Regions from separate parts of the Homo sapiens genome. Here all the other regions are linked to region 1. Evidence: chromatin loops called from intact Hi-C (ENCODE). Cell type or tissue: PC-3. All regions are shown on one strand.

Region 1 (8,000 bases):
AACATAATATCTTCAAGGTCCATCCATGTTGTCGGAATTTTCTTTCTTTTTTAAGTAAATATTCCATTGTATTCCACATATGTATGTATATATGTGTTTGAGACAGGGTCTTGCTCTGTCACCCAGGCTGGAGTGCAGTGGCACAATCACAGCTCACTGCAGCCTCAACCTCCTGTGCTCCGGTGATCTCCCACCTCAGCCTCCTAGTAGCTAGGACCATAGGTGTGCACCACCATGCTCAGCTAATTGTTGTACTTTTTCTAGAGATGGGGTTTCACCATGTTGCCCAGGCTGGTCTTGAACTCCTGGGCTCGAGTGATCCTCCCACCTCAGCCTCCCAAAGTGCTGGGTTTACAGGCATGAACCACTGCACCCGGCCCCATTGTATTTATATACTATAATTTAATTATCCATCAGTAGACACTTGGGTTGCTTCTGTCATTTTCTTTCTTAAAAAGTATTTTGGAGACTATCATAAATAAAAATGTTTTAAAACTCCATTTTGAATTGTTCATTGCAAATATATAGAAATTCACTTGACTTTGGCATATTGACCTTGTATCCTTTAACCTTGGTAAACTCACATATTGTTCTAGTAGCTTTTTTTAAACCATTATATGACCTTGTCATCTGCAAATTTAGACAGTTTACTTTTCCCTTTCCAATATGTATGCCTTTTATTGCTTTTTTTAAAATCTTTTTAAAAATATTGAACTGACTGGGACCTTCGTACAAAATTCAGTGTTAGTAGTGAAAGTGGGTATTCATGCCGTCCTTGTTTCTAATCTTAGGAGGAAAGAATTCATTTCTTCACAATTAAGTATGATCTAAATAGTGGATTTTATAGCATGAGAACAGTTATAATAGTAGCTTTAAAATCCTTGGTGGATAATTCCAACATCTGGGTCATCTTGGAGTGAATCTCCGCTATCTTTTCCCTTGAGAATGGGTCCCACTTTTCCAGTTCTTCATATGTCGAATAAGTTTGGATTGTACACATTATAAACGTTAAGTTGTGGAGGCCCTACATTCTGATAAGAGAACACCTTTTCTCTAATAGGTTTTGTTTATTTTGTTTTAGCAGGCATTTTTTTGTGATTGAACTCTAACTTCAAACTCTGTTTCTCAGGTGGCAGGTCCAGTCTCTTTTAGACTCTTTTGTCTCTGGCTGAGATGCTTTTGTTTTTGCTGTGTGTGTCCGTGGTTTGGGATCAGCCACAGACAGGAGCAGAAAGAATTTGGGAATTCCCTCTTTGGCTCTTTCTCTTCCAGAACTCTTTCTTCTCTCTTTTGGCAGTTATAGTTGCCCTGAACTCAACCTTCCATTTTCATAGTCCAAAAAGATGGCTGTTTTTCCACCAGCACCACACCTGGTTTGCACAATGGCTGCACCTGCCTCCAAGCTAAAAACAGCAAAAATGGGCGCTCACTTCCTGTAACATCTTTTCTTTATTGCGTGGACTTCCCACCAGAATCTGCCTGCTCTGTCCACTTTCCATTGTTTTCAGGTAGCTGCATTTTGTATTATGTCCACCTAGAAAAACCACATCCAGTCATTCCTGGAAGCAGAAGTCTGGTATGATGTGTTAAGGACAAATATTAAGATGCCTCTCTCCCTCTTTTTTTTTTTTTTTTTTGCAGTATTTAGATGCTTTTTTGTTGTTGCAGGTTTTCAGCTCCGGCATGGGCTTCCCTATTCTGCTGTGAAATTAATATGACATCTAGTGGCTTGGTAAAGAAGATCTGGACTGATTTTAATGGACACATCTGGATTTGGGGCTTCTTAGGTGTGGAGGTGGAGACAGGGGCCAGTGGTTACCATTACGTTTCAATGGTTGGTTTTTAAGAAATATTTGTTGGAAAACAAAAACTGACACACATAAAGACCTTGAATTCAATCTACTCCTTAATAGTTAGGAAAGAAAGAAGAAGGGAGGGAAAGAAAATGGAAAAGAAAATAGGAAAGAAGGGTAAGAAAAGAGAAAAGGGGCTGGATGTTGTGGCTCATGCCTGTAATCCCAGCACTTTGGAAGGCTGAGGTGAGAGGATCACTTGAGCCCAGGAGTTTGAGACAAGCCTGGGCAACACAGGAAGATGACCCCATCCCTAAAAACAGTTTTAAAAATTAGCTGGCATGGTGGTGTGCATCTGTAGTCCCAGCTACTCGGGAGGCTCAGGTGGGAGGATCACCTGAGCCCGGGAGTTCAAGGCTGTAGTGAGCCGTGATCACGCCACTGGACTCCAGCCTGGGTGACAAGAAATGAGAGGAAGAGAAGACAGAAGGCAGGAGGAGAAGGAGAGCTGGGATGATGTGGGCAAAGGGCGTTCAGGGAAGAGGAAGCAAAGCTAAGGGCCTAGAAATATGAAATAACCTGACAGATCCAGAAACAGGAATTGGTGGGAAATATGGCTTATAAAGTGGTCTGGGCCTGCGCGAGAGCTCTCATGGCGTGGGGTGGAATCCACATTCTGTACAATGGGCACGGGGCAGCCCTTCGAGGGCATCACCATCAAGGGAGTGCCCTGGATCCTCCGTGCTCATGTCCACTCCTTGCCTCTCCCCTCCTCTGCAGTGCAAGGAAACTCAGCCCTGTTGCCGGTCTTCTCCAGGTGCTGAATCAGCTGCCTTTCGCTGAGTGGCCAGTGGAAGGTTCTGGTAGGAAACAGGGTGGGAAGAAGGGAGAAGTTAGGGTCTCATCCCGTCTCTCTCCATCTCAGGTGGCATATCCAGCAGTGGCTCTTTTTCCTTCATAGCTCCAGCTCCTGCCAGAGGGACCCTCACAGGTTCTGGCTCCTGCCAGTGATCTGGCTGGGGGATCTGGGAACAGCACCTTACCCCTTCACTCCTTCATCCTAAGAATGGCAGTGACTTTGTATTCCTGAGAATCTTGGGATTTCTCTTCCCAGCACCTCCACCAATTCCCTGCATCAGATTCCCTTTGTTGTAACTACTTGGAGTGGTGTCTATCTTCCTAGTTAGCCCCTGAATAATATCGGGGGGACACTGGCCCCCCACTGCTCTGGTTTCCACACAGAGGGCTTTTTCTCTAAATCCTCCTGGCGTCTTGCTCTGCTCCTTAATCCTCCCGATGGAAGTGTGCTGAGTTAGCTAACTAGTGGGTGACAGCAGTCGGCCCACACTCTCATTTGCGTGGATCTCTCCTGGTGGAACTGGGGAGTGCATTTTAGCATGCTCATCATTGCCAAGCTCTGTCCTCCAGAGTAGTCTGTTCTGTAATGCAGGTGATATTTTAATCTCCATCTGTCTGACTCCCTGAGTCTGAATTGGTTCCCAAGGCTGGGACAAGGAGTCCTGTTTTTTTGTTTGTTTGTTTTTTTGTTTTTTTCTTTCTCAAACTCCAATAGCAAGGAAGTGGAAAAAAGATTAGACTTTTGGCCCGGCGCGGTGGCTCACGCCTATAATCCCAGCACTTTGGGAGGCCAAGGCAGGCGGATCACGAGGTCAGGAGATCGAGACCATCCTAGCTAACACGGTGAAACCCTGTCTCTACTAAAAATACAAAAAAATTAGCCGGGCGTGGTGGTGGGCGCCTGTGGTCCCAGCTACTTGGGAGGCTGAGGCAGGAGAATGGCGTGAACCTGGGAGGTGGAGCTTGCAGTGAGCCGAGATTGCGCCACTGCACTCCAACCTGGTGACAGAGCAAGACTCTGTCTCAAAAAAAAAAAAAATTAGACTTTCAGTACCACTACATTATAGCCAAGAGAAACTGATTCCCCTCAGCCTGGCATATTAGGGAGAACCTTACCTGCAACTCCTCTCCCCACATATTCTCCTAAACTTAGACTCTTCAGGAACCACTGAGACTCTGTCATAGCCCTGACGTGCAATGTCAGGAGCAGGGAATAATGAGGCCAGCTTCAGAGTGTGGGAGATAGTGGCACAGGCCCCACCCTCACAAATGTCCACAGCTTAGCTTAATACTCTGTTCGCTGTCTTGAAACTCTCACTGTTTTTAAGAAGTTGTCCCACATTTTCATTTTTTCGCCAGACCCCTCCGACTATGTGGCTTTTCCTGGTACTCCCTCCCTCTTGGGCGCCCAAGCTCCTTGGATTGTTAAGGCTGGCGGTGCTGCCCAAAGCATCCCCCCCAGGACTTCTCGATATGGACAGCAGAGGGCAGCAAACTGCCATTTGAGGGCTCCTCACCCAGGACGACCCAGGGGTTTGAACCTGGCTTTATCCACGTGGGGTGAGAGGGGTGGGAGGAGGGTGGTATTAGTTGTTTGCGTGTTTTTAATAATTGAAAACCAGAAACCCGACACTCTGAGCACCACTTCAGGTGATGTGCTGTGTGGCATTTTCTGCCCTTGTGGAGTCCAACCATCCATTCTGAAACAGAGCAGTTCCTTTGACCTTGACAGTACAGTAAGTTAACGTTGTCCTTAGGTTCTCGGAACTACAACTTAAAGGGAAACCAATTTTACTACAGGCTAATGGCTATAAACTAGAGTTGAGTTCCTACAGTATATTTCAGGTCACAAAAACATCAGCAAACTTCTAGGTAAAGACTCAAAACACTTCTAATACTAAACACTGAAATAAATGTGAGCTATACATGCATTTGATGAATAAAAACAAGATCATTATTTACTTAGTAATTCCAGTTCAGGGTAATGAGTGCTCGAAGCCCCTCCTGGCAGCTCAGGGCACAAGGTGGGACCCAGCCCTGGATAGGATGCCATTCCCTCACAGGGCGCACTCACCCACACCCACGCTCGCTCCGACTGGGACCATGTAGACACACCAGTTCTCCTAATGTGCACATCGCTGGGATGTGGGAGGAAGTGGTAGTGCCTGGAGAAAACCTATGCAGACATGGAGAGAGAGTACAGACTCCACACAGAGTGTGGCCCCAGAAGGCATGGATTTTTTTTTTCTTATCCATGTTCTAATGAAATGGTGTAGGCTGGGCAACGCAGTGAGACCCCCATCTCCACAAAAAATTTAAAAATTAGCTGGGCATGGTGGTGTGTACCTGTGATCCCAGCTACTCAGGAGGCCGAGGTGGAAGGATCTCTTGAGCCCAGGAGGTTGAGCCAGCATTGTGTCACTGCACTCCAGCCTGGGTGACAGAGCAAGACCCTGTCTCAGAAAAACAAAAACAAAAACATGACATTATTTGAGGACCTGCTGTGCAAGCTAGTGGCCAGCATGTGCAGTGCCGCATGTCCCACGCTGCTCCTGATAATATCTAGATCAACTACAAAGAGTCTTCCAGGGGGTCTTCCCTGCATGGGGTCTTCCATATATCACCTCTAATCCTTACGGTACCTTAACAAAGTCTGTATTTTTATCTGCATTTCCCTGATGAGGAAACTGGACTCAAAAATGTACTTGATGTAACTTGTCCTAGGTCATACAACTGTGAAGTAGAAAAAGCTGGATTCAAATCCAGGTTTTACCTAGTCCACCTAGTGTCTAAAAGGTATGCTCCTTCTACAAGTCCAATGTGCCTCTGTGATGCATAAAAGGGACAATGACATTTTGTCTTGCCTTTACTTTGTAGGGTGAAGTTCTTGTCTGAAATAACAATCCCTAGGGCGGTGCCCCAGCCCTCTCCAAGGCACAGTGGACACCTGTAAACAGAAAAGCTCTCATGCACCAAATGCCTGTGATCTGGGATTGCATCTGTCATCAGGCAAAACAATGAGAGAAAAATGTATTAAAATCTTTTTGTTGTTGTTGTTATAATAATCCAACGGCCCATGCTACTCTCTCCTAAAGCCTCAAGTTCTCAGGAAAAGCTCATCATTGATTTGAGCCTAATGAAAACCGTCTTTGGTGAGCATGCTTCCACATTCCCAACCAGCTTGTAACAGTTCTATAGAAATGTGTTAAATTCAGAAGCTACTTAGAAGGCTTCCTAGCCTCCTAAGGCATCCCCAAAGCATGTCAATATCAGAATAAGACAGAGCTGACATTTTTCCTATTAGAAATGTTGTAGTCCTGGAATCGCAAACTCAAATGCACACCAGGGTCAGGCAAAACTTACAAATGCACGAAGCAGATCTGCTGTAACAGGCAGTATGTGCCTCACTGATGGGCATTCACAATGAAAACAAAAGTGCCGTGTGACTTAGCCCATCTGAGGGGTGAGGTTCATTGAGCCCATTATCTTTTGCTTTGCCTTAGTGGCTAGGGAATGCATGGCTGAACGACTATGGGTAGTGACAGTATGGGAAGGAGCGCTGTGTAGTGGCTAAGGCTGAGGGCTCTAGAATTACCCAGCAGGTTCAAATTCAGGTTCTATTATTGAGTAGCTGTGCATCTTTGGGCAATTTACTCCAGTTCTCTGAGACTCCATTTCTTTATCTGTGAAATGGTTTACCATGCAGTGTTGTGAAAAGTGAATGGGAAGGTGGATGCCAAGTGTTGACAGGACTCACACATGGAGGCTGTCATGCTATTCTCCTCCTCCAAAGTCGATCTGGAGTTTGGAAAGCAGGTATTCTGCTCCAGCAAAAGATGCTGCCTTGTTTCATGTTTAAATACCTTCTCCTGTGTCATGCTTTACATAAGCCCTTCAGCTGTTTTCAGAAGATAATTACACATTTTAAGTTCAACAACAATGAGTAAAATGGCCTTCCTTTGTTCCCTTTGCCTTCTCTTTAGCCCTTTGGGCTGAGGAGAGTATCTTGCCTGGAGTTGCTGGTAGGAAGAGAAGACCCTCCTTTATCCCAGGATGAAACTGCACATGGACTTTCTTGAATTTCACTGAGATAAACACCAGAGAAGCAAGTCCTGTTGCAACCCCCCAAAGCAACCTCTGTGAACCTGGGAAGGGGCACCTGCCAGATTCCCACAGTGTCAGAGTCCCCAAGAATGGGACCTCCTGCAGAAGCCCCCCAAGGACAAAGCTGAACCCTTCCCTGCTGAGCTGGGCTTCAGCCAAGAGGCCTTTTAGCAAAGGATTACAGTTCCAGCTGGGATCAACTGACTCCCTGAGGGATGAGAGGCAAGTTTGTCTGGGAAAGGGTCTGAGTTGGCAAGATCTGGGATGCTGGAGGGGCTCCTGGAAGGGAGGAAAATTTCCCTCCTCCAATGCTCCAAACACCTGGTTTGGACGAAACTCTGCTCTTCAACACAACCTGTGTACCTCTTTTTCTCTACACCTAACAAGGAAAGAAAATCAATGTGGTCATACTTCTGGCCATCCCAAACTCTGAATCCAAACTGGGGGTCTCCCACAAGACTCTATTTCTGTGGCCAGGACGCCCAATCCTGTCTGAAACTTCTTAGCATACAAAGTACAATGCACCTATTTTAAAACTTGGAGCCAGGTTTCAAAGGTGTTTTGTGTATTGTTTTACAATTAAACTATGAAGATCATCTATATTTCGTGGATGTAGATACAGGTGTTTGTGAACAGGGGTGGTAAGGCAGATTTATCAAAGTGATTATCACATTGAAATGTTAGAAGCTGCCTCCAATCCTTTTTGGAATGAGACTGGGTATGAAAATCAATAGGTAAATGCAAATTTAATTAAAATATGTGTCGATCAGTATCAACTGGCTCTAAGACAAGAGCTTTGAAAGGGGATTTATGCAGAAAAAGCCAAGTTGTAGGAACATAGGGAGCCAAGGCATTGGTTTCTAGATTTGGAGGGGAGATATGTAAAGTACTGGGGTTGGGCCTTGAATGTATTCACTCTCAAACTATCATCATGAGTCCCTGTCGGTAGGTGGTCTGGGGCAGGCTGGAGAGCCTGATGAGGTCAAGTCCATGGTGGGAAGAGGGACTGAATTTCCCCTGAAGAGAGCCTGCTATTCTTAGCACAGAATGGGAGAACTTGAGCACTTCACCCTTGACTCTTCCCTTCCTGCTCTTTCTCCTTCAGCCTCTTTTCCTTCTGCCTCCCCACACCCTCTTTGAAGCTCCAAAGTGGAGTAAGTGGCATTCCATATATACCTTTTCTTCCTCAGAACTTTGCCAACAGGATGAGGAGCCACCTTCAAGTGGAAACTTGAAGTCCTTTTC
Region 2 (8,000 bases), 57 kb before region 1:
AGTCCAGGCACAGTGGCTCACGCCTGTAATTCCAGCACTTTGGGAGGCTGAGGCAGGGGTATTACATGAGCTCAGGAGTTTAAGACCAGCCTGGGCCAAATAGTGAAACCCTGTCTACGAAAAATACAAAATTAGTCAGGCGTGGTGGTGCACACCTGTAGTCTGAGCTACTCAGGAGGCTGAGGTGGGAGGATAGCTTGAGCCCAGGAGGTCGAAGCTGCACTGAGCTATGATTGTGCCCCTGCACTCCAGCCTGAGTAACAGAGCAAGACCCTGTTCCAAAAAAAAAGAAATTTGGATAGTAGATGTAGCCTTCTACTTATATTAATGGATGTTGGATCTGTAATACACATGGACAACCTGAAAAAGCGATCACAGTCACATTTTCCTTTTCTGAATTGGTGGCTGCCTTCTAGTAATTTGGATGGTGGTTGGAGATCAGTTATATGGTAACAGGGTAGCTTTCAAAATGTGGCCTGCGAACCCCTAGGGAGTTCCTTGATATCATTTTAATGGGTTGACAAGGTCAAAACTATTTTTGTTATAATACAAAGACATGATTTGCCTTTTCCATTCTGCTTATATTCACACTGATGGTACAAGAGCAGTGGGATAGAACTGCTTTAGTATGAATCAGAGCAGTGGCTTTGCTGCTAAAATTCATGCAGTTGAAAAAAAAAGTCCTTCATGAATTTTATTACAACCTAGAGTACACATTGAAAGTGAACACATAAGTTTTATCACATCAAGGAAAACAAATGACATTATTTGTTGCCAAAGATAAAATTTGGGCTTTCAAATGAAAATTAGAATACTGGGAAATTTGTGCCTACCTTAGTGAACTTCTCAGTACTTAAAGACTTTTCTGATGAGATCCACGATGATATTGACAAAATGTAATTTGATATTGTGTTAGAGCAATGGATTTTAATGTAACAGAGTTGGAAAAATTCATTGATATGGTTTCAGACTCCATATTCCAGCCTACCATTAAGAAACTACTACTGCTTGTTGACTTTTGATATAGTATCAAAGGAAAATGACCACTGTTATCTGAGGAGTCTGTCACATAATGTAAAGCAGCACTACCTGTCTCACTAATTTTTTAAAAATACAGGCATGTTTAATTTTTTTAAAAAGATGTATATCAACATGTAATTAGCTTATTATTTCTTAAAATGAATGAATATTTTAAAATTTGCTCAGTTTTAATTTCCAGTACAGAAAATATAGATATAACCTGTAGTAAGCAAAAGGTCTTTGAGGTCCTCAATAATTTATTTGGTCCTGTTTGCAGTATCGTACATGATCACCAAACTGCTGCTAGAATGCTCACACCTGTTACGGCAAATTCAAAACCCAGGAAAGGCGTCTCCTGGGAATTTACTTGAGGTCAGGGTCAGGCTGTCTGGTACATCAATAATTTATTTACGAGTGTAAAGGGGTCCTGTGATCAAAAAGTTTGAGAGCCACTATTTTAAAGGATGTAAAAAGGGGTTGTTTATCCAAGTGAATGAAAAGCTAATTCGGAATTATAGAATGTTATGAAGAGAAACCATTTTCAGTAATTTCAAATTCAACAGTAGTGTTTTTAAATAAGGTTTCTGATAATTAGCATATTGTTTGAATATAAAGTAGCATAGAGTGCGCTTAGAAAGTCTTTTTTGGTTTTGCCTCCAAAATTGCCCTTATTTTACCCAGTGGATGATTTTAATAAATGTTTTCCATGGTGGGGCCCTTCAGTCATGAATCCTCAAATAACAAAGTCTAGATTGCAGATGTTTAGAGTATGGTAGCTGTTGGGAGATGTGCAAATTTAGAAACAGTTACTCCGAGATCAGATACTTGTTTATTAAGATTTGCAGAATTAAAATGGAGAACTTCCATGAATATGATAGAAAACATCACTCCTTCAGTAGAGTTGTTAGGAATATTTAACCTTTATAAAGAAATTCAGTCATAACTATGTTAAAATAAAGGAGGGAAGGCAATTTAAATTCGGTTTGCAATTTGAAATGTCATTGGCTTCCTCTAATGACTCAGTAAGAATGAATTACATTTAGAATATCTATCCTTGGATATCAGTAGGTGCTTCCAGTGGGTGTTTCCGAAGTAGGTTTAACACTCCCTTCGAAATATCTTTTAGCAATATGCTTAGCAGATGTGCTTATTTTTGTTACAACAGAGACTCTATACCCAGTCCTTTTCTTCTCTCTTTTTCAAATGGCCTAAAGTCTCTAGGCTGTCAGTATCAGCCTGACTCTTACCTGTTTATTTGATCGTTCCTGAATTTGGTTTTCAGAATATCTGCTACGTCCAACCTGGGCTCGGTCAGGCTAGACCACGTGAGGGGTTTGCTATGGAAGAATACTATGTGTTACCTAAAGTACCTGCATTTAAGCCCCAGATGCAGGCACCTCAGTTCTGCCAGTTGACACTTGGAGGCGAATGGGATGGTGATGAGCCAAGTAGTAGTCACTCCACTGATTTTAGGGTGGAAGATTCTACTGGCATCCCAGGCCCCAGAGCATAAATGAATAACAGAGTCAAGGATGCCAGCATGAGTACCCCTCTACCATATAAGCTTTACAGTGTCTCATGCCTTCATGGTGTGGGACCCCTTAAAGCCCGTATGAATGGCTGTTTATCTGTTAAGATCTTTCTAAAGAGCCTTATTGAGGTATAATTTATATACTATAAAGATCACTCATGTTAAATGTACAATTTAGGCCTGGCGTGGTGGCTCACACCTGTAATCCTAGCACTTTGGGAGGCCGAGATGGGCAGATCATGAGGTCAGGAGATCAAGACCATCCTGGCTAACACGGTGAAACCCCATCCCTACTAAAAATACAAAAAATTAGCCGGGTGTGGTGGCGGGCCCCTCTAGTCCCAGCTACTTGGGAGGCTGAGGCAGGAGAATGGCGTGAACCTGGGAGGCGGAGGTTGCAGTGAGCCAAAGATCACGCCACTGCACTCTAGCCTGGGCGACAGAGTGAGACTCCTTCTCAAAAAAAAAAAAAAAAAGAAAGAAAGAAAAGTACAATTTAATTATTTTTAGAAAAATTTACAGAGTTGCATAATCATACTAAAATCCAGCGTTGGAATTTGTCTGTCACCCCGCGAGGATCTCCTGTGCCCATTTGTAGTTAGTTCTTATTTCCACCCCCAGCCCCAGGCAACTGTGGATCTACTTTCTGTCTGGATCAATTTGCCTGTTCTAGACATTTCATATGAATGAAATCATTCAGTGTATTGTTTTTCACAGCTGGCTTCTTTTACTTTTGTTGTATTTGAGGTGCATCCTTTTTATTGTAGAATTAGTGTCCCATCCAATGTATATACCACATTTTGCTTTGTTCATTCACTGGTTGATAGGCATGTGGATCATTTCCACTTCAGGCTATTATGAATAATGGTGCTATCGAGTCTTTGTAGACAAGTCTGTGTGGACATACCGTTTCATCTTTCTTGGGGAGCTACCTAGGAGTGGAATTGCTGGGTCCTACGGTAACTCTATGTTTAACATTTTAAGATACTGCTAAACTTCTTTTTTATGTGGTTGTACCATTTTACATTCTCACCAGTAAGATCTTAGGGGTTCTTCTCCTTCAGCCATTATGTCTGCAAGTATTGGGGTACAGATTACAGGGGACATCTTAGATGAGGGGCTGGTAAGCAAAGGCACTGAGACAGGGTGTGTGTAACGTATGCTTCAGGTGCATTGAGGTGTGTTGCAGCTGAATCTTCACTGGTAATGGAAAGATAGGTGAGTAGAAAAATTTGGAAAGAGAAGGAATCCAGAATTTAGTTGTGACAGCAGTAGGGAGCAGTCGGTGTTTTAACAATTTTTCAGTCAACAGAGTAATGGGATTCTTTTTACTGAGTGTTACAGAGACTCTGCATTTTGCCTTTTCTAGTTTTATTATATTTTCCTTTTCATGACAGCCTCTTACTCATTTCCTTTCTATTTCTTTTGCCCTCTTTTTATTTACTCCTATGTGTTTTAATTCTACAGCGTATTTAATTACAAAGAGAGAAAAGGTGATTTTGCAGGAATGGAAGGGAAGGGAAGAGGTTCCTCTCTTTTTCAGCAGTACCTGAACCTGACGCTTAACTGGTACCTTCTTTAAGCCAGGCACTGTGCCAGGGCTAAGCACATACTTGATATTATTTAATCCTTGTGAGATACATGTGATGAGTCCCACTTCACACATGAAGAAATCAAACCATACAAAGGCAAAGTGACTTCTGTGACATCATATTGCTAGTAAATGCCACATCTGCTAGACTCCAGAATCCATGCTCTTTGTGTAAACCTGTGCATGGCCTCTTCAGGGAGCACGGTTCTGTCACTAGAAACCATCCCAACATAGCTTCACTTAAATGGAAGCTAATGGTGATTGCTGAAGGATAGCAGCCTTGGTAGTTTCTCTTTGAAGTCCTGTCATTATGAGATGCTCTGGTGTGTTTACATGGGAGCTAAGGTGTATTTTCATATATATGTTCTGTATATTATTATGTTCTGATTTTTTTTAAAAAGCCTTTCTTGCTGGGAAAAGACTGGCCTTTCTGGGTCTAGCCAATTCTTAGAGTAGGAACATGATTCTGTCTAACAGAGGATAGTCCAGGAGCCTGCTTTTCATATGCAAACCAACCAGTCCAGAACCAGACCTCCTCTATGTGGTCCAGGCACCCCAGGATACAGTGTTCCTCTGCCCTAATCATTCCCTGGAATGGTACCAGACAACTAGGGACCACCTCTGAAGCTTAGAGCCAGCTGGAGTTATTCGAACTAGTCAATCCTTAATTGGTCATTCTGTTTCCCCTGCCCTGCCCATGGAAAGCCCAGGAAAGGCTCTGGTCTAAGCTGGCCTCTTGTCTTCTGCCTCCTGACCACCCTAGTATCTTTCCATGTGGCCCTTGATGGCCTGCCATGCTTCCTGTCTTGGGGACCTTTGAGTGTAATAAATTTTTTTCCTGAACTTCTCCTGTGCTCTGTGGCCGCACCTGACTGACCATCACATAAAAGAATACAAAACGTAAGGTGAATAAACTATTACCAGGAAATTCAGGTTGGAGTCTAAGTCTTAACTAGACAAGTTAGTGAGATCCTGCAACTACCATTAGGAGAAAGCAGTGTTGTTTTTATATTATGATTATGAAGGTATAACATTCTAGACAGTTGGGAATATATAATTTTTAATTCAGTCCTAAATGCATCATGAATATAACCTAATGTGATACATATTTATGTAGTTTTGATCAAGGAATACGTGAAATCTGACACTCCACTTTTATACCTTATGAAATATCATGTTAGCTATATGTCAGTATACTTCAAATTATCTGTTTTTTTTTTTTTGAGACAGTGTTGCTCTGCTGCCCAGGCTGAAGTGCAGTGGTGTGATTTACACACATGGTTATGTGTGTAAATAACCATGTTGCTTTCTAAAATAGTTGTAGCAGTTACTCTCTCAGGCCATGCATGAATAGACCAGGCATCTTCATCAGCCTTGACTGGTGCAATTTAAAACAAAACAAAAAACAATCTTCTATTGTCACTTGTTATTTGAGTTCTTCTACATCTGCTTTTATTTTTTCTTCCTACTCAAAAGTCTTCGATTCTTCCTCATTCTCTGTAGAAACAATGATTACTATTAAGGTTGAAATACCATATTTCTTCAATTCTGAGACATGGACTTGTTCCCATTTCAACAGTTCTAAAATTGGAATGCTTCTGTCAGTTGATATCCAAAGCACTTTGCCACATTTTCTTTATATCCAGTCTATTATTGAATACTATGCAGCCATAAAAAGGAATGAGATCATGTCCTTTGCAGGGACATGGATGAAGCTGGAAGCCATCATCGTTAGCAAACTAACACAGGAACAGAAAACCAAACACCACGTGTTTTCACTCATAAGTGGGAGTTGAACAATGAGAACACAGGGACACAGGGAGGGGAACATCACATACCAGGGCCTGTTGCGGGGTGGGGGGCGAGGGGAGGGAACTTAGAGGACAGGTCAATAGGTGCCACAGACCACCATGGCACACGTATACCTATATAACAAACCAGCACGTTCTGCACATGTATCCCAGAAATTGAAGCAAAATTAAACAAAAAAGCATCTTCTCCACCCCTAGGCAGAGGAGTAGGTTGTGACTGGTTATTATCACCTGACCCTGGCCAGCATAGAAGACATCTTGCCATTCCCTGGACACCTTAGTTGAGTTATTTGCACTTTATAGTACCATAGCAGTTGAATTTTAGCTTAAATTTAAATCCCTAATTAAACCATCTCGGAAAATTACGCATTGATGTGGCATTGAAATTGTTATTATGGTTCAAGAGGAGTTTTGGAACCAGATTTTTTATAAATGAGGCAAGTACTTGTACTGGCAGCTAGTCATACTTCTTTTTTCCTTACAAAACATGATCAGGTGCTGTGTAGGCTCTAGGAAAGAGGGATGTCCACCCACAAATGGATGAAGCTGTGCTTCATTGCAGCATTGAGATTCAGGCAGATGGATTGCCAGTGACGTGGCAGACAGTGCAATTAATGTAACAAAATGTCAACAGCCTTGGGAATTGATCATAGATTGAATTCCCAGAGCTAGAAGACATGAGTATGATTCAGTCATGCATCCCGAAGGACAAAAACCCAAGTGTAGCTCACAGCTGACTGTCAAAAGCAGTTAATTTCTAGCTATATGAAGTTTACAGAAGGAAATAAAATTACAGATTTAACCAAATAAGACATGCAATTGAGACTAATACCTTTGGAGGGGCCTCAGAATTCTATTTCCTGTCCTAATAATGTTCAAGGGTGTCAAGATTGGAAACACTGCTCTAAAGAAAGCTGTATGCTTTTAACATTCTATTCATAAACATTATAACCCAAAACTATTCATAATAATAATTAGTACAGTAAAGGCTTAGTCTTAAACTTTGATTGGAATAATAAAGAAGAAAGCAATATGAAAGTGAAATCTTACGGATTTGTATCATGTTGCCAGGTTATAACAAATTTTTAAATATACATTTAATATTTCTGCTTTCACTCTAATCATTATCAAATTAGTCATATCTTAGAAACCAGGATATATGATGTTATCCTATACTTATTTAAAATTGTTTTGTATTTTAAAATTCTTGGGATTATGATCATTCAGTGTAAACAATACTGTCTACATAGTTACTTAATTTGCTTTTTTTTTTTTTTTTTGAGATGGAGTCTCGCTCTGTCTCACAGGCTGGAGTGCAGTGGCACAGTCTCGGCTCACTGCAACCTCTGCCTGTCGGGTTCAAGCGATTCTCCTGCCTCAGCCTCCCGAGTAGCTGGGATTACAGGCACCTGCCACTGTGCCCAGCTAATTTTTGTATTTTTGGTAGAGATGGGGTTTCGCCATGTTGGCCAGGCTGGTCTTGAACTCCTGACCTCAGGTGATCCACCCGCCTTGGCCTCCCAAAGTGCTGGGATTACAGGCGTGAGCCACCATGCCTGGCCAATTTACTTTCTTAACCTATTATTTTTAAAGGAAGAAAAAGCAAGCCTACTTTTACTAACCATAGCAGATGTGAGAAGATTTTATAAAACAAAAAAAGGGGAAGCAAGTTACCTGGAAAGAGGACAGCCATTAGAAGATGCTTTTGTCTTGGTAGAAATGAAATCACATTTGTTCAACAAAATGACAGTCACTCTACATAAAACTGGGTTTTATTTAAAGAGAAGAAACTGGGCGCACAATAACCCAGCAGAACAGACCCCACCCCCATTGGAGTCTCAGCTTGTTTCTAATTGTATTCTGCATGATTTAGATTGGAATTGTAGACCTGAGTCTGTCATTTGGAACCAAACGTCCTGTTGCTATTCATGGAAGAGGGAGTTAACAATACGAAATCGTTTGCTTTCCACATGTTTTGAACTGCTATCAGGAAGGAGGGGCCTTTCAGCTCAATAAGTTTTCCATTTCTCCCTACTTCTGTCTCATC
Region 3 (8,000 bases), 370 kb after region 1:
TAAGTATTGCAACTTTGGAGGAGCCCTGGGAATGGATTGTTGAGGTGATTTCATAGGAATACGAAAGGGAGCATAGGACCAGGGCACAGGCCAGAGACAGGCAATCCCAAGTTCCCTGGAGTACCCTGCCCTTTTCTGGGAAAGCAAGTGGGTGGCATGAGTGCTATGTTCCCAATGCTCTGGCCCCACCCCTGGTAGAAGAATAATAACTGATCATGGTGGGTTTTTTCTGAGCCTCTGTATCTTTGAGTAGCATTCTGGTAGCCAATATCAGTGGACTGGTGCCAGCCTGTGTGGTGAACCTCTATCTCTTTCTTGCCCTGGGCTGCATGTCAGGCACAGTGCCTAAGCCGGAGTGGGCTTTGGGGAGTTACTTCTCTTTCTGAGGCTGGAAGGGGCAGAGGGACGTAGGGAAAACTTTGCTAGGGAGGGCAAACTGTGAAAGCCTCTGGAGAAGTCACCTGTTGGGATACCAAAGGCCAGCGGTTTTAGAGGATGCGAAGAGGCCGGGCGGGGTTGGTCTGGGCCTAAACTAAGGCTGTAGCGGCTAGCATGGAGAGGAACAAGCGACGGGGAGTGATTACGGATGAGGAAGACGTACTAGGATTTGGCTACAGACAGACAACCAACCAGAGAGTAAAAGACAGTGACATGCTAGGATGTGAACCACCTACTACAGAGAAGGTCAGAGGTGGGGAGGGAGGAATCAGGGCTGTGGGCAGATCCAGCAGCTGGGATCCAAAGCTGAAGCCCTTGGGTTATTGAATCCATTCTTTCTGAGAAGAGATGGTTGATCTTCCTGCCCAGGGAGTTCCTAGCCAGACTGGACAGTGGTTCTCAAACATGGTGCCAGGTGTTGTCAGATAGCAAACAATTAGTTTGTACACAGAATGTCCCCAAGGTCACCTACACATATTTGTTTTTCCTAATCTTTGATACCTACAGCCACTTACCTGCTTTCGAGTTCTCAGAGTTGAGAACATATAAATTTGCAGTAACAAGTGCACAGGAAATACTTGGAAAATGGCTGATGAGCTTTAGTTTGGAAATTTCATTTTTTTCTTGGATCTGGATTATAATTTCAGTACAAGCTAGCAATTTTTCTTGTTGGTAAAATAGTTTCTAGTTTTAAAATTATTTCTGTAGTTAATAAAGTTAACACTATTTCATGATGGAGGCTGCCCCAGCTCTGAACCAATTTTCAAAAGGCAGATTCTCCTCTTTCTCTCTCTTATTTCTTGCTCTTGAACATTTCACTGTGTTCTAGCAACTTTTCCTGTGTGTGACTCGGCCAGGAGACTGACTTGAGTAAGATCCAGGTCAAGGGGTTGTGTGGGTGGGTCGGTGGTAAGGAGGTGCTGAAGAACACTAAAACCTTTGCCTGAGAGGAGTCTGGGAAGTAGCCTGCGAACTGGAATGACCCCAGGCTTCCTGTCACGGTCATAGCCCATGGAGTTGGCAGACTTGATCACTCTATATTGTGTGCCCCCAGGTAATGGCATTAGTCATCGATACTGTCTTTTTTTTTTTTTTTTCTTTGAGAGAGAGAGTCTCAGTCTGTCGCCCAGGCTGGAGTGCAGTGGCGTGATCTCAGCTCATTGCAGCCTCTGCCTGCTGGGTTCAAGTGATTCTCCTGCCTCAGTCTCCCAAGTAGCTGGGATTACAGGTACATGCCACCACACCCAGCTAATTTTTGGATTTTTAGTAGAGACGGGGTTTTGCCATGTTGGCCAGGCTGGTCTCGAACTCCTGACCTCGGGTGATCTGCTCACCTCGGCCTCCCAAAGTGCTGGGATTACAGGCGTGATCCACTGCGCCCGGCCAATACTGTCTTTAAATCGTCCAGAGTAAGAAAATGTTGATAGCTTGTTGTCACAGCCCTGTCATTTTACACATTCCCTGAATTATTGTCTGGCACCAGCAGGTGTTCCAGAAACACTTTTGGTTCTTTGAGCCATTACTGGTCATTCCTGTCACCACTGCCACCACCAGATGTGGTTCTGAGAGCATTAAGTAAAAGTTTTGAAGGTTGTGTATGTTAAGACTGGTGCAAAGTCCATCCTCCTTCCTTCGGGCTGATCAGCCACACCCTGGCTATCAGCACTTATTTACTCATTTTCAAAGTGACAGAATGGTCCAGTGGGCAGGGGCATAAGGGGTCACTTCCTCTAACCACCCGCCAGTGCAGGAGGATCCCATCTGCGCAGTGGCTGCCCATGACAGGCAGTTCCCTAGCCCCAGTCGGACATCTCCGCACCAGGCATCCTGCTCCTGCTTTATGGACATCTTTGGCTCTTAAAAATCCTCCTTTATTCTGACCGCAGATCTGCCTTTTGGCAGTGTTTCCTTAGTGACCTAGTTCTGCTTTTTGTGGCAACACAGAACAAAGGTCGGTAGGCATGGCACAATTCCAGCTTAGAAGTTTGAAGGTAGTGCTCATGGACCCACATCCTTTCCCTCTCCACCCACTCTATCTCCCTCCACAAGGTTTATGTTCTCCAGTGCCTTCAGCCATTCTTTCTATGGCATGGCAGTCAGTATTAATCCCAGTAAAGGTAACATGTATCCAGAGAGTGCTTGCCATGGGCCAGGCACTGTTCTAAGCTCCGTACGTGAATTGTCTTATTTATGACTCAAAATCACCATATGAGGTGAGCCCTGTCATCATCCTCATTTTACCAATGAGGCAACTAAGGAACGAGGGCTCACATCTTGTCCCGAGCCATGCAGTCAAGCAGCAGAGCAGAGATTTGGGGCTAGGCAGTGTGACTCCAGAGCCCGTGCTCTTAGTTGTGGTGCAAGACTATCTTACAGCCTTTCCTGCATAGTGCCAAAAATAAGCCCATGGTGCACTAGACTTGGGCTGGCCCTGCTTTAACTTATTTTGCAAGAAATCATTAGACAGGAGCCTTAGTTGAACCATTTTCTGTGAAACCTTCAGAGTTTGTTTTGACAGAACAGACTGCAGGGCAGAGGCATCTGCACTGTCCCCAACAAATGGGTTCATCCTGTAGCTCTGCCAGGCCCCACAGGGTTCATAAAATGGTAGCTTTAGATCAAGGTGACAAATACAGGGCTCTTGATGTTTTTTTTTTTTTTCCTGAACATGGTGCCTGAGCAATAGGTTTCTTGTTTAAAGTGCTTAGTCATGGTTTTATGGCCAGAAAGTAGAAGGAGAGAGGTACCTAAGAATTGCAAAACTGGGTCATCTCTTCAAGTGCCTAATCCAATATTCAGTCTCAGAGAACAACTCCAGCAGTTACGGGGGTGGAAGGATGTGATGACCACCTACCATCCAAAACTGGGATGTAGGTGCCAAATACACATTCTCCTGAAATGATCCCTGGTGCCTCTAGCCAGGCTCTTCCAGGAGTCTAGAGAAAGATGGCCCATGACTTCATCCAGAGTCTTTGCTTCCTGTGCTCTGGGATGCCTGGGCTTTTCTGGCCACAGCCATACACTGACAGGGCCAGAAGGGCTGAGATGCTGGGATTGAACCATCTTTCTCTTTGTGAGTTGCTTTCCAGATAGCACGCATTCCGGTCACTATTTTCCAGAGATTTAAGCAGCAAAGTGAGGGACCCTCGGGCATCGACTCAGAGACCTGGAGGGGAGCAGCTTGAAGCAATGTAAAAAGCACTGGATAAAATCTGGTTCTACCAAAAATAGGGCTATGAGAGTTACCTCACCTCCCTGAAAGGTAATATCTTTATCTGAAAAATGGGGATGATAATACTACTAACCTGGAAGATTGACAGGAGGATTAGATGAGATTCTGCATGGACATAACAGTCCTTGGCATGATGTCTAGCAGTGAAGAAACATAAATATGAGAATAATAACTTCCTTCTTCCTCCGCTGTCTATTCCTTCTCTTATTCTAGTCCTGTCTGCTGTTGGGTTTTGTCTGTTGTTTTGGGTAAATAGCTAACCTCTCTGCCTCTTTTTGTCTGTAGAAATGCTACTGGTTCTGAATGGGTACTTCGCGCCCCCTATAGGACATCGTGGGAATGTGTGTGGGTGATCTGGATGTCACAGTGACCCAGACGAGGCTTTTACTGGGGGAAGAGGGGAAGGCAGGGGTGCTAGATATAATGCTTGGGGAACAAAAGATTGCCCAACATCTGCATAGCTGCCTAATGCTCAGTGCATTCTTGTGGGCAAAACCCTGCTTAAAATTATCTGGGCCTAGAGTCTGACTCCAATTAACACATAAACACAAATAATTTTTGCATGTTTTTAATATATACTGAATTTTCTGCGAACACAGCTACCAAGTATATAAGATTTACCTATTTGTTATGAATAGGTGCAAGCATTTCATATATCTTTCATGATGTTTTCTGGTGTAGCGGTGCCCCAATACTTACATATTGATTTACATGTTGTCTTATTTTTAACTATATTTCCTTTCTTCTTTGTATTACAGTTAGGGCATTATATTGATTATTTTTGGAATTATAAGTGTTGTAAGGTTATATTACTTACAGATTTCAAGAGAGCTAAAGACATATTTAAAATATTTTTATTGCATTTTTGACAATATGAAAGAGCAAGAGAGAGAGAGTGTGTGTGCGTGCATGCATGCACATGCTTACAAATTAGCTAGAAAAATCCTAAGACAGACTTTAAATGAAAAGAAATGGTTTCATAGCTCCTAGAAATGTCCTTTTACATAAGGATATGTAGTAGAAGTCCAAATTTTTAACTGCATTCATTGTCAGAGAAATGAGGTGTTTTGATGTTTCCCCTGTCCCTTTTAGAAAGTATATGATCCTAAAAGAGCCTGAAACAGTTTCCATTGTCATATTTTTTCATTTTTGCAATCTCTATTTTTTTCACTCCTCCCACCTGTGCATATATATATTTAAAAGCGTCCCCATATAGACTTTTAAAGAAAGAAAAGCCAGCCAGGCTCCCCACTCTTTACTAAGTTTGTTTTGATTGTTTTGTGGCCTCTGCCTGCACCTCGGCCTGAGTCAGACTGACTCTGGGAGCTGTGGGCAGGTCCAAGGGAAAGTCAAGGAGGTAATGAGGCTTCTCGTGGGGGCAACTTGTAGGCCAAGTTGGGTGGGTTGAAGTCAGTCTACCAGAAGCTTCCTGCCTCAAGCCTGGGCCTCTACCTGTCCTGAAACCTGAGGGCTCTCCAGTTGGACCACGAGGGTCTGACATCCAGGAGGATCCCCAGGAGAGAGCAACCGTCACTAGGGAATATGCTGCCCAGCACTGACTGTACTGAGCAGCAGTGTTGTGTGCCTGTTGGGTTGATGCCATGGATAGCCAGGCGTTCAGAACTGAACACGACACCTAAAAGGCAAACACGAACTGTGAATGTGCCAGTGTCAGATGCTGCCTTGGTGGTCATGTGTGGGCTGGCAGTAAGCTTTTGGTCCCTTAACACTCGCTGTTGGAAATTTCCCAAGGCTTTCATCTAGGGTAGCTGGTGTGTGATTTCCCTGTCCTTTGTTACTCCTATCTGGAAACTAGTTGAAATCTTTTCTATGATATTGATATAGTTACAGAAAATCTGAATACTTACTACTAAGTTTTATAGTTCTGCTTAGTTCAAAGTAACACAACCTCATAAGAGAAAGTTTGAAACAGGTAGAGAAATTGAAAGATGAAAATCACTACCCATTATCTCAGCCCACAAAGATAGCTACTATCAGCATTTTGGTTTGTTTCCTTTCAGTCCTTTCTGTGTTTATGAAATTTTATTATATAAATAATTCATGTCCAATATAGAAAAAGATGGAAAATTGAGAAATTATAACGTTAAAACAAAACTGACCCATCTCACCAGTTGGAGATGTCTTAATATTCTGGTGAATTTTTTTTTGTCTTTTTTCTATAGACACATAAGAAGACTGGGAAATATTGTGTATATACGTTTGTACCCTTTTTCACCAATGTATATCAATGTATATCAGTTCACTAATGAATACTAATTAAATGAAAATTTATTAAATGTATATCTATTTATATCTATTGATATATTAACAGATGCCAGTGCATATCTATTAAAAGAGTACTATGTAAGAGATGATGTTCTTAAACATAAAATTTAATTTAGGCATGAAATTACTTTGTCAAAAGATATATCAGTTTATATTCAGATATACAGTGTACTGACCTGCCCATTTACCACATCTTCACTAATACTGGTATTATCTTTAAATAGAATCTTTGCTAATATGAGCAGTGAAAGTGGCATATTATCTATTAAATTTTGACGGTTATGAGATTGAGCATGTTTTTGTATACTTACTGGTCTTTGTGTTTCATCTTTTGGGGTTTCCTATTCATAGTCTCTGCTTAGTTTTCCACTGAGGTATTTGCCTTTTTATTGATTTATAAGAGATTTTGTTTTGTTTTAACTCAGAAAAGGTAGTATTGCTTCAGTTGTCACAGAGCTTTGGAGTCAGACAGAGCTGGGTTTGAACCCTGGCTTTCCTACTTGTGAGCTGAGGGATTTCAGGCAATTTATCTGACCCCTCTCACAATTAATTAGTTCTTCTTTGAGAACTAAACGAAACAACACTGACTAGCATGAAAAAAAAGCCTGGTGTGTGGTTTCTGCCAATAGTTTTTGTGTTGTTATTTTTGTTGTGATTCCTGCACTGAGTATTTTCTCAGAAAAATGACCTTGAGCTGTACGACTCATGCCTGTTCAGACCCACAGACACATGATACTCACTATATCCAAAGCTCAGAAAAATGAAACTGAAATCACTGAAGTTTGTGGGTTTTTTTTTTAAATTCTTCTTGCCAGAAGGAGACAAATGAAGGAAAAAAAACAAGCCGATTTCATTTTCATTAAGAGGAATTTGTAGAGTTATTTCTGGGGTCAGGCAGGATACATTCAGACGAACATTTTAGATCTAGGGCTGGGAAGATCCCGAGACTCGTTATAGATTACATCATCTTCCTCCAAGTGCACTTGCCAGGCAAATGGACAAGTGCATTTTAGAAAGGTTTTCAGTTGTTCACGTTTAAACAGAAAGGATCACCTGGCTAACTTTTAGTTAACCCATTGAACAGATGTGCCATTCCCCCAGCCCATTGGTTATTCATGTCCTTGTTACTGGTTTTTGATATCCTTGCCCCGTAGGTGGGAGGAGGGATGGGTATGAGCCTGCCCTGCCCTCTTTCTCCTACTTGGGACAGAGCTGTTGCTTTTATTTGCTGAGTCACTGAAGCAATAGAGCATGTGCAGAGTCCCAGCCTGGAGGTGGGCATATCTGGGTTCCAGTCCCTGCTCTAGCCCTTCTCAGCTGTGTGATCTTGGACAAGTTGCCATACCTCTCTGAGCCTCAGTGTCATCTTCTATGTGATGTCGATGCCTCCCCCAAAAGGTCGTTACGAGGACCAAAGGAGACACGTCAGGGCAGGAACCATCCTAGGCACGTGTTTGATGCTCAGTAAACGGGACGTGGTCAGTGTTCAGAGTTGTGGGGGTGGCAGGTGACTGCTCTGTTTCACCTCCACTCACAGCAACAGGGCCTGTGGTGTCACCTAGACATCTCATAGGCATCCCACACTGAACATGTCCCAAACCAGCAGCTCCTCCCTGGATGGGTGGATGGTGTACAGGGACCTCTTCCTCCAGCTGTCACATGGGGCATGTACCTGGCAAGTGGCTTTGCAGCCCTAGCTGCCCCCTTGGCTGGGGGCCTTTGTGCAGTTCATGGACTGGGAGTCACCCCCATGTCTAGACCGTCAGGAAACCCATTGGCTTTTCCTTTAGAGCATACCAAGAATCAACTTCTCAGAACATAGCAAGAGTTGACTTTTTGTCACCCTGCCGTGGCCACTCAGACTGACTCCTCTTACACCTCACATCCCATTGATCAGCACAGCCCCTGGAAATATGTCTAGAATCCAGCTGCTTCTCATCACCCCCACACCTAATACAGAGGGCTGAGTCATAGCATCTCTTCCCCGGACTGTTGTAGCCGTCTCCTAACTCAGCTTCCTGCCCTGCTTTTACACACACACACA

Evidence for each region. Hi-C counts contacts between places; a loop is a spot of excess contacts. Peaks named below come from ENCODE experiments on the same cell type or tissue, not always from the same donor. Only the 100,000 strongest peaks of a DNase experiment are listed, where the experiment ranks them.
Region 2: it touches region 1 in a loop (4-fold over the local background); 4 of 110 quality-filtered maps call a loop at or near these places.
Region 3: it touches region 1 in a loop (2.7-fold over the local background); 73 of 110 quality-filtered maps call a loop at or near these places.

What each region holds. Positions count from the first base shown.
Region 1 is chr11:12,960,111-12,968,110 of GRCh38, forward strand. No RefSeq gene overlaps it. Among named protein-coding and RNA genes, the nearest start is that of LINC00958, 25 kb to the right of the region's middle. RefSeq lists a silencer at 4,179-4,238. In PC-3, CTCF peaks have their summits at 1,729, 4,132 (motif pointing right) and 4,350; a DNase peak (open chromatin) is centred at 4,141.
Region 2 is chr11:12,903,532-12,911,531 of GRCh38, forward strand. All of the region lies in intron 10 of TEAD1 (TEA domain transcription factor 1), which reads left to right. It also overlaps the pseudogene LOC124900312. Among named protein-coding and RNA genes, the nearest start is that of TEAD1-AS1, 15 kb to the right of the region's middle. In PC-3, no CTCF peak of the experiment used is centred here; no DNase peak of the experiment used is centred here; H3K4me3 peaks cover 489 bases; H3K27ac peaks cover 1,320 bases.
Region 3 is chr11:13,331,444-13,339,443 of GRCh38, forward strand. The region is part of intron 3 of BMAL1 (basic helix-loop-helix ARNT like 1); the gene reads left to right. Among named protein-coding and RNA genes, the nearest start is that of BMAL1, 58 kb to the left of the region's middle. RefSeq lists a silencer at 2,219-2,513 and an enhancer at 6,821-6,990. In PC-3, CTCF peaks have their summits at 3,988 (motif pointing left) and 4,188; DNase peaks (open chromatin) are centred at 1,408, 2,378, 7,158, 7,938 and 1 weaker place; H3K4me3 peaks cover 2,355 bases; H3K27ac peaks cover 5,323 bases.